Linked DNA regions of Mus musculus: region 1 is linked to region 2. A link is a contact called in ENCODE Hi-C data. All regions are on one chromosome and are shown on one strand. Each heading gives the region's core, a stretch centred on a gene start or an enhancer-like site at or near the end of the contact. The rest is flanking DNA. Distances are from core to core; before and after follow the strand shown.

Region 1 (7,382 bases), core at 977-3,476, 47 kb before region 2:
TCAAACCACGGGAGAGGACATGTGCCAATGCAAAGCTGTTGAATTTATGGCCAAGATTTTGGAGAGAGAAAGAAGAACAAGCTGAGGACCCACCACCCCTCTAAGAGCCATGCCAACAACTTGAGGACCTCCCAGAAGGCCACACCTCTTAATTCTCTTCCATATAGCCTGTGGCACCAGGTTGAGAAACAACCTTTTAACATAAGGGACTTTCAGAAGCACTGTGGATCGAAACTGTAGCAACAACATAGCAACTTCTTATGAAGATCAAATGAGATTATTTCTATAAAATATCTGCAATGATGTATATAATAAACGTTCTCTTTTCTCTCCTACCTGAGGGAATGTATATAAACACAGTGAGTAACATTCCCCAAACAAGTTTCTGATCCTTTGAGCCATAACTTACAGAAAATTCATGAAAATATGTCTGAACTTCAAAGACGAATCCCAAACACTTTTTCAAATTATGGAGGTGGTTATTGGATTTTCCACTACTAAAGCAACACTGGAGTGATGACCTAACGGGGCAGCAAGCCATCGGTGGGGAAGAGCATTTTGAACAGTGGAGATGGCTAATGTAACATCCTGTGAGAACACAACTGGACTGTTTGGCAGGACAGAAACAAACCAAGTGTTGAGGGCTGACAACGAGGAGATAAGAGGTTTGGCTAGATGTGACAGGTCCTTGTGAAGAATTTGGATTTCGGTAAATGATATGGGAACTTGTGGCTTCTTGGGAAAAGGCTATTTTTGTATTGAGGGGAAGCCCTTACAACTCTAGTTAGAAGGCAGTGTGGTAGGCAAGGCTTAAGAAGGGAAAAGAGCAGGATGATGAGGCCACTGTGGTATCCCAGGGCAGTAAACATGCCAGCAGCGACCAATCAGGGCCTGAATATGAACATGGAGCAGGTGGGTACCTGGTGTGATGTCAGTCCGGAACAGGCAAGATTTGGCATTGTCTTGGGAAGAGGAGAGCTTTCGGGCCTGACTCTAAATTCTCAAGTTTTTCTGTCATCAGCAATTGGAAAACAACGCTGTTAACTAAGGTGGAAAAGAGGAAGTTTGACATTGTGAACCATTCTCCTTGAGACCTGTTAAGTCCAAGACAACTTGCAAGCATCCACTCGGATAATGGTCAGGTGATAGTGAGACAGAAGCCAGCAGCTACTGTGCTTCCCCAGCATCATCAGTCATCAGCCTCTGATATATGCGGTGATGTCTAAATGTGAGGGACGAGGTAAAGCGCCCAGGGAGTGGTCAGAAAAGGCAGCAAGAGATTAAGGACGAGCTTCAGTCAATCCAGTGTCAAGGGCCAGGGAGAAAGGGCATCCAGGCCCAACAAGACAGCTGCTGTGGAAGGTAGGAAAAACAAGCTTGAGAGGTCAAACTGAAGACAGTGAGCAGAGCTTTGACAGCTGAACAGGAGTGTTTTAGACCAGCGGTCCTCAGAAAGTGGGTCCGGGCCAACCTCAGCTGGAAACTGATTAGAAATGTACAGAATCAGGAGTCCCACCACAGAAATACTGGATGAGGGACTCAAACATGGGCCTCTTTAGGGGATTAAAAATAAGCCTACTCTAGACACAGAAATGCCTGCACAAGCATACAAAGGGGATTAAGAAGCAGAAAAAAACTAATATACTTTTAACTATTTGATATCAGGGAAATGACCCTCTCCCCAACCTTCCATTAGAATGGCTGTTTGCAGAAGAGGACTGCCCCCCCCCCCCATTTCACTGGACCAGGGAACGCTGAACATCAAGCATGCCAGACATTCTTCTGCCCAAAAGGAGTGTGTGTGTGTGTGTGGGGGGGTACTATTCCAGGGTTAGCAACACTGGGTCGAACGCTCTGAGAATTAAAATTTATCCCACGCCCACCATATCCAAAATTTCCTCTAGAAAGCCCTAAGAGAATTCCATTCCTTTCCATTCTAAAGAAAGGTGGTTAAAATTAGGGACACACACACACACACACACACACACACACACACACACGAGAGAGAGAGAGAGAGAGAGAGAGAGAGAGAGAGATAGTTACAAGCTACATGCAGGGAAAGCTGTCCCCTGAAATAAGCTGTTTCCCACCGTGGATGGGCGGGGCAGGAGTCTCTGGTCTCAACCCAGCAGAGGGACTGCCCCTTCTAAGTGTATGCAAGAGGTCTGGTCCCCAGCTTTAAAATTCTGGACGAAGGCACCACTTGCTGACCTCTCCTCTCCCCCAAGTGGTGGCTGGCCCTTCTCAAGTGTGCAGTTGTCTCCTCCCTGTCCAGTCCGGCAGTCGCCCGGGGCCCAACCGGGCTACGAGTGGCCGGACGCTACAGCCTTGCGCAGCGCGCTCTGCTCCTCAGACTCTTCGAATTTGAGCAGCCTGTGGCATCCCCCAGCAGGTCCCCCAGCTCCTTGCCTAGCACCCTCCCTTCCCTAGGAGCAGCGGGCCACAGTGAGCCAGCAGCCCTCGCGGGTCCTCCTGCCTGAAGTTCAACTATGCTACTAGAAGGGGTCCTGCTGGTAGTGCAAGGTAAGAACCAACAGGAGACCCCCCCGGGGAGGGCGTCCTGGAAACTCGCTCCCTCTTGGGCTGTCAGGGTGGGGTTCTGGTGTCCGCTCCGCCATCCAACAGCTCTTCTGGACAATTCTCAGCCACTAAGCTCCCGGCTCTCCCTGGTCAAGCACGGGATGGGGGTGGGTATGGAGTTGCGCAGAGGAGGGTCCCAGGAGTGTTGAGGGAGGTCAGACATCCTTCTCTCTTTCCTTCCCACAAGACTCCCCGAACTTCACCAGGTAGTCCCCAGGGCTAGTGCAATACTACCAGGCAGAAACCCAAACTGAAAGTCCCTTTGTGCCCGCAGCCTTGCAGCTTGCCAATGCCCTAGACCTGCCCGCTGGCTCCTGCGCCTTTGAAGAAGACACGTGTGGCTTTGACTCCGTGTTTGCGTTTCTGCCTTGGATACTAAATGAGGAAGGTAAGGGGACTTCGTAGAAAGATGCTCGAGGTGAACTTTCTTCACGTCTTGTTCCTCCCAACCCCCCGGAAGTAAAGATATCTTGGAGTTACTTCCCTTTGGGAGGAAAAGTGTGTGAGTCATGAAACCTCCTTCCAACTCTCCTGCAGCAAAGAGTGGCCAGGGAAACCACGGGAAAGGGGGCGGAGGGGAACAGCTGTGTACCTGGCTCTGAGCATGCGCTCCTACCCCCAGCACACCCTATTGAAAGGGACAAAGGGGATTCTGCTAATGATTGTTGCCCCTAGCCGTGTGCCCCCTGCAGGCTGATAGCCTTGCTAGTCTCAGTGGCTACTTGCCCGAGCTGAGATTGTCAAACGGACTAGCTCACAGGAAGCTTTGCAGAAATTTTCCACACGGTTGTGAGCGTCCTCTGTGCTAAGCTCTCCCACTTTGGTCCACCCACAGCAGTTTTACCTGTGATTCATCCTTTCCCATTGTATCTAATTCAGCACTGGACAAAAGAGTTAACTCCACCACGGAGTCCCTGAAGCCACTGGGCTAGGGCCAATTGATCAGTCACATTACTCTGCACCGCTGGGGTTCCGGTGACAACGTTTAAGTGAAAAGGAGTCTGTGATGTGTTTTCTTACCCTTCATTGTTACAGTAAAAAAAAAAACAAACATTCCAGTAACAAGCACTGGTGTCCCTCTCCTTTCCTTTCTTCGCTCTTATCACCATCATTTTGAAACGTGTTACTTTGGACCATTTATTTGGACTTAGAGTAGACTCCCTTAGAAGACATGCTGCTGTATAAAGGAAGGCCGCTGAGCATTCTCCCAGCTCAGGCAACCTTGGAGTTCAAGTCATCCAGCCTGGCTCCCTGGAACTGGACGCTTGCTTAGGACGGAGAGCTGTGACCACAGTCCTTCCTGCCCATGTGACTTTGGGAGCCTTGCCTGTGTGAGCTTCCCTGACCCGCACAGGTGGCTGATAATAGCATTCATATGAGAATCTGAGCCTTCAACTAGTCACATGGTTGACTGAGTGGCCAATACTGAACCACAGCTGGGGGCGGGGTGGGGTGGGGGACACAGAAGATACTAAGTCAATAGTCATCTCTTGTCTCCAACACTTGCCAGGTCTTAAGTGTGGTTTATTTAGGTTTATGTGAGAAAGATGTTTAAGGGGTCCCTGTCTTGCTGGTGGTTTCAAGAGAAGAGTTTAAGCTTGTCACCCCCTTCGTTATATTCCCTGTTCTGATTGGGTTTGAAACATTTTGAATGATGACTCTACCTATGCTATGGCAGTGACTTTGAAAGCATTATTCTCAGTTTATAAGGCTTCTCAAATGCCTTCTGGTTTGAGAAGGTCTCAGGATGACCTGGCAGGCATGTTCCAGCAGTTTCCTATCCCTTCTTGAGAGTCTGATTCAGTGGTCTGGACTGGGGCCTGAGAATTTCTCACGTTCCAAGATACTGGGACTGCTGCTGTTTCTACTGATCTGGGAACCACACTTTGAGAATCCTAGACTACCACAGTATAGACACACACACACACACACACACACACACACACACACACACACACACCACCTATACCCATACCTAAGTCATTATGTCACTAGCCCCAAGTAAGACCAGGATCAAAATGAGCCCCTCACCTGAGAGCAAACATTGCCCTAAGTTCACTTGTCTCAAGCTGCTGTGGGCCTAGGAAAAGAGAAATCTCTCTCTCCCTCTCTCCCTCTCCCTCTCTCTCTCTCTCTCTCTCTCTCTCTCTCTCACACACACACACACACACACACACACACACACACACACACACACAAACACACAGCCAGGACTCTGAGTCCTTGCATGTTCACTATGGCCTCCTGTCAGATCAAACTTGCTTCCCATCCAAAATCCTGGGCGAGCATGCTGCTGCCTGCTGAGTGCTAGGGCCTCCCAGACTGGCAGGAAGTGCTGCACAGCACTGGCATCTCTACACCAGTGTGACCGTTAAACAGCCCCCTCCAGGGAAAACAGGAAGACGCTTATAGGAAAAGGTGATTAGAGTTTAATCACATAATAAATGCACTGTGGCTCTCTCCCTTTCTTTCATGTAGCCAGTGCTTTCTGGCTGGAGGCTAGGACCTCTGGCTTGGCTAGGGGACATTAATTCATCCTGTCCTGAGGACTCCAGGGCAGAGCAGACAAGTTGAGCTTCTATTCTACAGATCCAAGTCTCAACGGCTGAAATTTGGACACAACTGCCCTTTGCACACTCCGAGGCTGCAAGGCAGATGTGTGCCAGCTGCTGTACTTGCTGGTGACACAGTGATCACTGAGAATTCCCCTTACTCTAGATTGGGAAATTAAAATGATAAAATTGCCCCGGGTTAAAATTTGGGAAGCTATTTGAAAACCTGCGCTTTATTGCAGAAACCCTTTGAAACAGAGTCCAGACACTTCTGTGGGCTGCATTCACCACAAAAGCTGTGAATGTCACAGACTTTTACCCACAAGTCCTTGCAACACAAATAGAACTTCCTATATGTCCTTGGTCAGTAGGTTAACCTACAGTGGAGTGAGCAATGTCAATGCCCAGTGAAGAGTGAATTCCAGAAATCAATTTGTAAATTAGGATCTCCTAAAGGAGGGTCTGGGAATAATTAACAAAAACTCTAAGCCACAGGATCACTCCCCTGCTGTGGGAAACTATGTGAGGCCCATTTCTTCATTTATCTGAGTACTAGGTTTCTACACATTTTTAGACCACCTAGTTCATAGTCATTGTGTTTCTCTCTCTGTGTGTGTAGACACACACACACAGACACACACAAATGCATATATATGTATATATAAATTTTCCTACTTATCGAAGTAGGTGACATTATGTCAAACTCAAACTGGAACTTGCTCCGAAATCTTAGGTTTGAATTCGGTATTACCAAATAAGAGACACATTTTTATACTATAAAAACTTCTGCATTCATTTATCTTTAACAGAATCACCTTTTATTCATTCATCATTCACAGACTACCGGATCCCTTTTGAGCAACAATCCTCAGAAAAGAATTGAGATTGCCCCTTCCACTTTCCCCCTGACAGCTGTCAGAGCAGAAGGAGTTGGGCCGAGGGTCCTTAGAGACCAGACAGTTGGCCTCATCAAAATTCATATTAGTAACTGAGTGGGCTTTGCTCTCAGTTTTGGTTTGGTATCTTAACCTTCCATCTAAAAAGCCACTATCTGAACTCTGGGAGGAAGAACAAACTAAACTTAGGTACTGTTCTCCTACTTAGGAGAAGAAGGTACATGTGAGGATTATTCTGTTAAAGGTAAAGAAGAAACTCATTTATGAGGAAGAGCTACTTTGTGCGTCTTTGATAGTGTTCAAGGAGATAGAAGTTTCCCAATACAAGAAACAGATGTGTGCCTTTTGTTCCCCAGCATGCACTACAATATGGAAGCTGGGAAAGAATAACCATTGGCAGGGTGGGGACATGGTAAGGGTGTACTATTATCTCATTGCAATGATATGCATACATCGCTTTCTAGCACCCCTTTTCAAAACCAAAACTCTGTCCTTATCTCTTTAGGATATGCCCCATTGGCCATCTGAGTTTCAGTTCATAATAATCATGTGCCAATTATTATTAATAGTGATAAATCCTGCCTGATTCTTCTTGGGTCACGAAGTCTGGCAAGGATCGTTATGGATGAGAAAGTCACTCTCTCCTTTACTATGCCAACCTTGGAAGGCCACTGGAACCTCTGACCCAGACATCACCAGCTTGTTAAGGAAGCTCTTGTCCCCACTGGTCCTGGGTTACCTCTGCTCACTGTTTTGTGGAGCTTTCCCAGAAGAAGCTCCACTCACCCACAATCCTGCTGGATAGAGGCTGAAACCCAGAACAAGTCTAGAATGTTCCTTAGGTGCCTCTCAAAGAGATACTGGCTAAGTTGTTCCTGCTGCATCAGCTGCAGCTCTTTGAAGTTACCCTGATGTACCTGCTGCCTGTCTAAGTGTGACTGTGGGCTCTGGGCCTGAGCAGCTTGGGCCCTGCTCAGTCTCTGCATACAACGTAAGAGCTGGACCTCAGAGGTCCAATGTAGGCTATCTGCTTTTCACATTGTAGCACTGACACTCATAGTTGGGTACAAGTTCCCTGGGAACCTGGGGCGGGAACCTGTCTCGCCTACTCAATACCATTTTTCTCTACATAGCTGGTAAACTGCCTCTATTTGTTGAGCCCTGACTTCCAGGCCTCACACTGTTAGTAACACTTCATCAGAGATCCAGTTGTATATTTAGCATGTGGAAATTCACAGATTCCCAAAGGTAGTATTTGAGGCCTCTCAGACCCACAGAGAACTAGATTTGATGCCATGTCTATATGTATGTATGTATGTATATATGTGTGTGTGTGTGTGTGTATGTATATGTG
Region 2 (7,394 bases), core at 808-3,307:
ACAGGTATATACCTGGCTGTCCTCTATAGTAACCATGACAACTGCATAACTGAAATGTGGTTATCATGGCTGGGGAAGTAAATGCTTACTCATATGTTATTTGAAATAGTTTAAGTAGCCACATTTAGATGGCCATTGTCTACTATTCAGACAGCATAGCTCCTCGATGCTTAGAATGGGTGCCAGGAATTATGATTTCTGAGTTCTGTCTTCATGTCCAATTAAGATGCTAATGTGTTCATTTTCCATATGATTGACTCTCACTCTGCTGCTTTGGACAGTCTGAGAGGTATGGGCCACTTAGATATCCTTGCTCCTTACTGGACTTCATGGAACAGAGATGTGATTGTCAAGAGTTCCTTGTCTGGTTGTTTTGTTTTGTTTGCCAAAAAGCAAATGTTGATGGAAAAACAAGACAAAAAAAAAGCAAAAAACCAAAACCACAACTTTCGTCTTAAAGGGAATAAAGACATAGTTTATTCTGAAGCCATATTGAGTAGCCATGGCCTGAGAACAGAGTTATGAGCTAGCCAGATTCTGTTTTCCATCATGGAAGCAAGCAGTTTCATAGTTTTACAGAACAAGAAAAGAAAAATCAGTGAGTAAGTCTTTATAGATAGAACTTCTCTCTACAAGTTCTCACAAAAGCCAGAGACTCAACCCTGGAAGGGAAGGGTAGCATTGAAGTAGACCCAACAAAGAAAGTGATAAAATCACAACCCACCCCAAAGCCCCACCCTACAGCTGAGAAGCCTCATTTGCATGCATATCTTTCTTGAGATTGAGACTCAATTCTTTCATTTGCTTTGACTTTTATTCTACTCGTTCTTGCTTTGAATCTTTATCTGAACATAGAAAGCGTTTATTACTGCAGTGCCATTTGTGGAACTATAGTACCATTGTAAAAACAGTATTATTACAAAACATCACAGTCCAGAGAACCATGATGGCATCTGAAGATCAAATGCCATTTAATATGGAGTCTTACTTAGCCCTATATTAGACGGATACTTGTCCTACATCTGGTTTCTTCTCTTGGAAATGTTCTCTTCTGCACTAGTGTCAAAGGTCCTATGTATTTTCTTACACTGCTGATTAATAGACAATGAGTATAGTTAGAGTCTCTTCCTCTGTGTCCTCCCATGTCAACAAAAGTCTTCATCCAAGTCTCTGGGCCCAGTGCAGAATCCTCCTTTTACTAGGAAGTCTACCTTGAGGGAAGACTGGAGGTAAGTTGAATGGCCGGTAGCAAACCTACCCTACCTCAAGTCCAATTATCACTGCTCCTAAAATTCCACATTCTACATATTCAGAGTTGACACACAAGTCACCATCTTCCGGATTTAGACATCACTGCATCTACAGACGTGGCTGGTTTGTGTTGTAATCACAGCACAGCATGGATCACCACCTCCTCCTGCATTCTGACATCCACTCATGGCTAATAAACCCATGCTTTAGTTCACTGCCCTCACAACAGAAGTCTCGAAATGCCACAAGCAGGTGACCACCGGCCCACTCACCCTCCCTAACAAGTAGACTTAGAGAAAACACAAACCCTGCTGGCTCAGACAGTTACTCTGGACACATGGATGTGGTGTAGAGAGACACAGAAGCTCTCAAAGGCCTCATTCAAAGAACAAATGCATAACACATTCCAACCAGCTATAAGAATGACATTAAGTATTCCTCTCTCCCGCTGAGAGAGCACCCAACAGAGTGTCATGAATATAAACAGCCGGAGAATTGCAGATCTTATTGTGCTGTTGATGAGCACACATGGTTCTTGAGCGCGCAGTGTGGGTGGTCTGCTGAGGGGTTATGGATCAAAGCCACGGGTTTTCCTCTTTGCTCAGGCTCAGCCGGTTGTTTCTGAGCACTTGACTAATTGCTCGTGAGCTGCACATTTTATGGCCCCTTCTGAGATTTTGACAAGAAAATGGCTACTTGTTTACTCTCAGTTGTCATAATAAATCTGTCCTTTACAAACCGGAGAGCCAGCATGGCCACGAGGATGGGTGAGTTTCGGAGGACTTCCTGGGAACTTCACAGCTCACTGGGCAATCTTGAGGGAGTCATGAGGCAGTGTGTCTCCAGCCTCTACCAGAGGACACAAGCTAAGTGCACCTGCCCTTGGTCTGCCAGAGTGGGAATCTGTGCAGCTTCGGAGGATTAAAACTGAAGCAAAGTCTGTCTACAGACAGAGTTCCCTAGTGCCCTGCGTTATGTAATTGTGAGCCTTATTGCCAATGTCACTCATATTTACCCCATATTTATTTTGCAGAAGCATTTTAAACTCAACATTCATTCTGCAAGGCAGAAAGGTGAAGAGTATTTCCTCAAGGTCCTGTTTAGGGCTTGGATATCCTGTAGCGATTGGAGTTCTGTTTGTTTGGATTTCCTTGTCTTGTTTTTTTCCTGTAGGGATGAAAATTAAACTGTAGGCCTCACACATGCTAGGTCAGTACTACTCTGTAAATAAGCTAGGCTTTTAGCGGCCTCACTATTTATTATATTTATTATTGTATGTGATTTCAGGAGAGGATGTGTGTGTGTGTGTGTGTGTGTGTGTGTGTGTGTGTGTGTGTGTGTTTTAAAAGTTGGTTATTTTAAATGGCCAGTCAAAAACCTATAAAAACTCAAGTAAAGTGTGAGTATGCACAGATGAGTTGACAGGCTTCTTTGTCCTGTTTCCATTCCTTTGAGGTGAATGATATTTCCCTCAACTGCTCAATATGCATAAAAGCATAGACTCCTAGTTGTATAATTTGTAAATGTACACTATAGCCTTTATATGCCGTAGTGAAAAGTACATATCCACACTCATGCATATGGCATATCTCTAAGTTCTATATATGATCACCTCATTCTTTTTAGTAGTCAACTAAGAGTCAATAATATAATCTACTTAGGCATCTCTCTATTGCCAGGGATCCCCCTCTCCACTTCTCCCTACAACCTCTATCCCGTCCCCTCTCCTGCTCCTTTCATTTTATTCAGCACAAAGCGGCAGAGAAGCTTGCAGACTCCGTTGGATTGCATGAGCATTTGGGAAGATTGTTTGTTTACACAGTCCGTTCCCTGGGTTTCCCTGTATCACTGCCAATCCATGACTTGGAGGCCAAAAGCTAAACTGTAGCTTGTGGCCAGATGCAGATTTAACATCGAGGAATGGAAAATCTTGCAAAGTTTCTAAATAGTCAGGAAGGTTTTTTAACTCTAAATCAGGTCTAATTTCTATTTAAAAAAAAAAAAAAGCAGGGAATCATCTAATTTTTAACAATCACTTTAAGTACATACACTCCTCTTCCACCCCAAACTAGGATTACATGGGTCCTAGGATCTGAATTCAAATCTTCCTGGTGAAACATCTTTCTCCAAAGATCCCTTGATCTTATTTCCATTTTCCATACACCAAAGCATATTTATTACATTAAAAAGCCCTAGTGTTCTAACTTGTGGATTTATCTACAATAAAGGCGTGAGGGTTGCACCTACCCTTCCTGAAGATCAATAAGGTCCAAGCACCTTTAAAAACAATGACTTCTGCTTTAGTCCTCTCAAGGCTCTTGGTCACCTTAAGATATCGTTGTTCAAAGTGATTCAGAAATGTGTAAATAGCCTGAGCAAATTGGAAGGAAGCCCCATACTTATCCAAGGAGCTAGCCTTGGGCCCAATCCAGAAGACAGTATTTCATATATTCTCCTTCTTTGAAGACTCATTATGGCTCCTCCAGGGAATGCCCAAGGATTCACCTTATACTTACCCATTAGTCAGTCTTCCTGTGCCAGGGGATTTTCCTCTTTCCAATTTCACATCTGTCACATTCCCTAGGTCTGGGGAAATCCAGAAGACAGGCATGGCCGAAGCCCAAAGGAAAGGCTAAATGCAAAGGGCGATAGGCTTATAGAGCCTTCCATCTTCCCCTTTGATTTAGCCAAGGAAGTGCTGTGATGTAAAGATTTGGACAGGGTCATGGCTACTTTAAATAACTGTTGCTAAATTCACAAAAAGGCTAGTGTTGGCAGTAACCCTAAGCAAACTGCAGAAATATGTAGGAATTACATTATTTTAAAAAATGAAAAAGGAAAGAGGAAGAGAAGGAAGAATGTCAAAATCCAAGTTCCTACTTCTACTCTGAGTTTCCTGGGAAAGTCAGTAATTACCATATTTAAACGTAAGTGTGCTCTCCTGTCAAATGCCCCAGGTGTTCATGGTTTGACCGCCTCAGTCATTTCTGAGTTGGAGTGTCCCTGACTTCATAGCTCTCTTAAGTTACTGGGGCACATTTTCCTCCCTTCCTTAAGCCCTGTCTTTTCATCTAAGAATTCAGAGAAGTGGCCGGGCTTCTCCGTATCTGAAAAGAAAATTAAGAGCTCTGGCAGCCTTAAGTCTAGAGAGATGCACGAGCCCCTCAGCACAGGTTTGGGACTACTCCTAGAATGATTGCTGCTGAAGGGCCGGTTAGGAAACAGTGCCAATCATGGAAGTTATTTTTCTTTGGAGAGTCCCATTCCCCTGCTCATCCAGACCTGCAAGCTTAAAAAGCAATTTCCTCTACCTGCTCCACTTTCAGCTCTCACAACACAATGCCACCTGCAAATCAGAACTTTTTAGTAAATGCCTTCTCCTTTCCCCCAAAAAAGGAATGTTGAAAAAGTTAGCAACAAAAAACGAAGCGACAATACTCTAGGAGATGCTCTCTTCACTAAAACTTCCATTTCAATGCTCCTTTTAGCTCCTAACGTCTTCAAAAGGTTAAGTTAGCTTGAGCTGGACTGTCTCTCAGTGGCAGAGCACTTATCTGGTATAGGTGAGACCCTGGACATCACACACACACACACACACACACACACACACACATACACACACATACACACACATCTTTAGAATTAACAATGGAATCAAAGGACATTTACTCCTGTGAGTAAAATCAGAATGGCCATTATGAGCAACTTTGGAAAATGGAAAGAGAAAGAGAAGTGTTCTTTTCATGTATGAGAACTGATTTTTATCTCAGCAGTTCTCTCCCTGTATATTCTTATTGTATCCTCAGCCACTTAACAGTAACACAGCATCCTTATTTCAAAGTGTTTTTATCTATGAGACCTTCCAACTTTTGTTTTATTTGATGCTGTCTGCTTTGAACTGATTTTCTAGAAAGCAGTTCCCATCTCAGATTTTCCTTCTTAAATATTTCTTATTCTACAATCAAAACAACAGATGAAAGGGCTACATAGCCTGTGAAACTCTTCTTGCATAGATATATTCTCTCCCACAAGCCGAAAACAAGTCCTTCCTGCTAGGTTACTCACAGCTGTCTGCCCTATGAATCACATGACAGAAGCAACTGGAGACAAAGTTGACAGTTATCCCTGCATCTGGATGTCTTTCTCCATCCTTGTAGAGGTAATCTGTTAAACCTCTCTGAGCTCCCCATGGGTGATTTTACTTCTTGTCACCCGCCAGAGCTCTCTGGATTTGAGAATGAAAAGACACACACACACACACACACACACACACACACACACACACACTTTATATTTTGATATGCCTTAACTAGTTCAATGGCAGGACCACTCCTGAACCTCCACGTGGCTGACAAACTCCCCTCCCATATTCCTGAGTTAATACTTGCTAAACCTGTATTTTTATCTTTGCTATCCCAGACCCAAGTGAGGAAGTGGCCCCTCCCTTGGCAACCTCCCTGACTCTTAAATGGCGGGATGGATGCTTTCTCTCCTGCATCTCTTAAGTCTGATGTCTCTCTTCTTTCTCATCATGGTGATTCTGCCCTTCCTCCCTTTATCCCTTATCCGGTAAATCTGAAAGTCCCACCATCGTCTCCCTGCCCATCCATTGGCTGTTAGTAACTTTATTAGCCAATAAAAACAAAACAAAACAAAAACAAAAACCCAACTAGGAATGGGGACCCTCAGCATCTGGATGGGTAGATTCCCATGTGATTTGGGGAGCCCAAATAAGACAAAGCATCAGAACCAATCTCCAACAAACCTTCTTTAACTTTTCCCTTTTCCTTTATCTTTGCCCTATCTACCAGACCATTGGAAGAAAACAAAAATAATTAACCTGAGGCACCTCAGTTTTTCATTCATTGCTGGGGGCCAATTTGACGACATGACTGAGGAGTGCTTCAGCCAGACACAAGTCAAATGTGAAAGTCAGACAGAGAAGCATCTTGGGTCCATTCCAGTGCAAACAAGCTGGCTCTACCTAGCTCTACCATACCCTAGCTAACAGGCTTCAAAGCAATTGAGAGAAGGACTTGGACTAAATGGCTTCTGAAGTCTTGTCTAATGTTAATGTTCCATGATGTTAAAGACATCCAATGGGGTACTGCTGTGTTACATAGTCCCATCCCCCACCCACCCACCCAAATACCACAAAAAACCATCCTTTGCCAATTCTCAGTTTCTATGCTGGCACCTGGTTTTTGTAAAGTGGGACACTCATGCCGATCTCCACTCAGGCTTTTCACATTCTATTCCTGTCCATTCCCTACCAGGACAGACAGCTTCATGTATGGTTTGGTCTCTGCCTAATATCATATCCTGTTACCCCAGCAAGCTCTATGAAAAGTGACCTAACTTCAGATTGCCAGAAAAGCTTACATAAGGCTTTAAGCAAACTGTTTTGTTTATAGCTATGTGTGTAAAAGCCTGAAACAGTCACTGGCACAGAGTGGCTGCTCTGTCAATGCTGTTGAATGAGCAACGTTCACAACTCTGGCTCCACAGAGCCACATCTCATGCTGGAAAGTTATTCTGTTAGCACTGAGTCTTGTCTCTGGTGCCATATTGTCCCTTGCTCGGCCTTTACTTAAAGAGTGGGGTTTTCTCCTCATCTGCCTAATTCCTTTCAAACACTGATGCTATTCAAAGGTTTTCTGTTTTGGATAATGACCCAAGTGTCGTGCCCTCAATTCAGTGAATAAGCCATTTGGAATGAATCTGATTTTCAAAATTTTTGCTGTTAGCCCTTGGCACCATCAGCAAACACAGCCAAAGGACTTCGTGAGTAGAATATTACTTTGCTCTCAGGAGTCTGTGGGTACCTCCAGTGACAAGCATAGGAAGGGAGCTGTCTCTACTCTGAAAGTGTCTGGCCAGTTCCAGGGAAAGCCTGATGCCTGCACAAAAGGTATATGCAATATACCTTCTTTTATAAAATGACTTTATGTGACGCTATAATAATGAAAATGAAACCTGTTCCTCTGGTATGGTATGACACATGTTCAATCTCAGCACTTGGAAGGAAGATGGACCTCGAAGCTTGAGCCTCAAATCAAAATGGTGTATTAAAATAGTTTCACAATAGAACTTCATAACACCTACAAGGATCTGTTGTTCTATGTCATACTCCCTCTCATCAC

What was found. Hi-C counts contacts between places; a loop is a spot of excess contacts on that map.
Region 1: a map of heart shows a loop between it and region 2 (1.8-fold over the local background). The contact joins the promoter of Mamdc2 here to the enhancer-like site in region 2. A Hi-C loop is called at or near these places in 2 of 37 maps with a recorded cell type or tissue (heart and regulatory T cell).

The regions. Positions count from the first base shown.
Region 1 is chr19:23,443,166-23,450,547 of GRCm38, reverse strand. It overlaps Mamdc2 (MAM domain containing 2), which reads left to right and starts at 2,226. Exons shown (of 14, transcript NM_174857.3): 1 at 2,226-2,523; 2 at 2,855-2,968. The coding sequence starts at 2,490.
Region 2 is chr19:23,396,354-23,403,747 of GRCm38, reverse strand. The region is part of intron 2 of Mamdc2 (MAM domain containing 2); the gene reads left to right. Among named protein-coding and RNA genes, the nearest start is that of Mamdc2, 48 kb to the left of the region's middle. Within about 2 kb of position 2,057, at least 1 of the 3 ENCODE cell types and tissues checked has a DNase peak (open chromatin) inside an H3K27ac peak, as active enhancers do.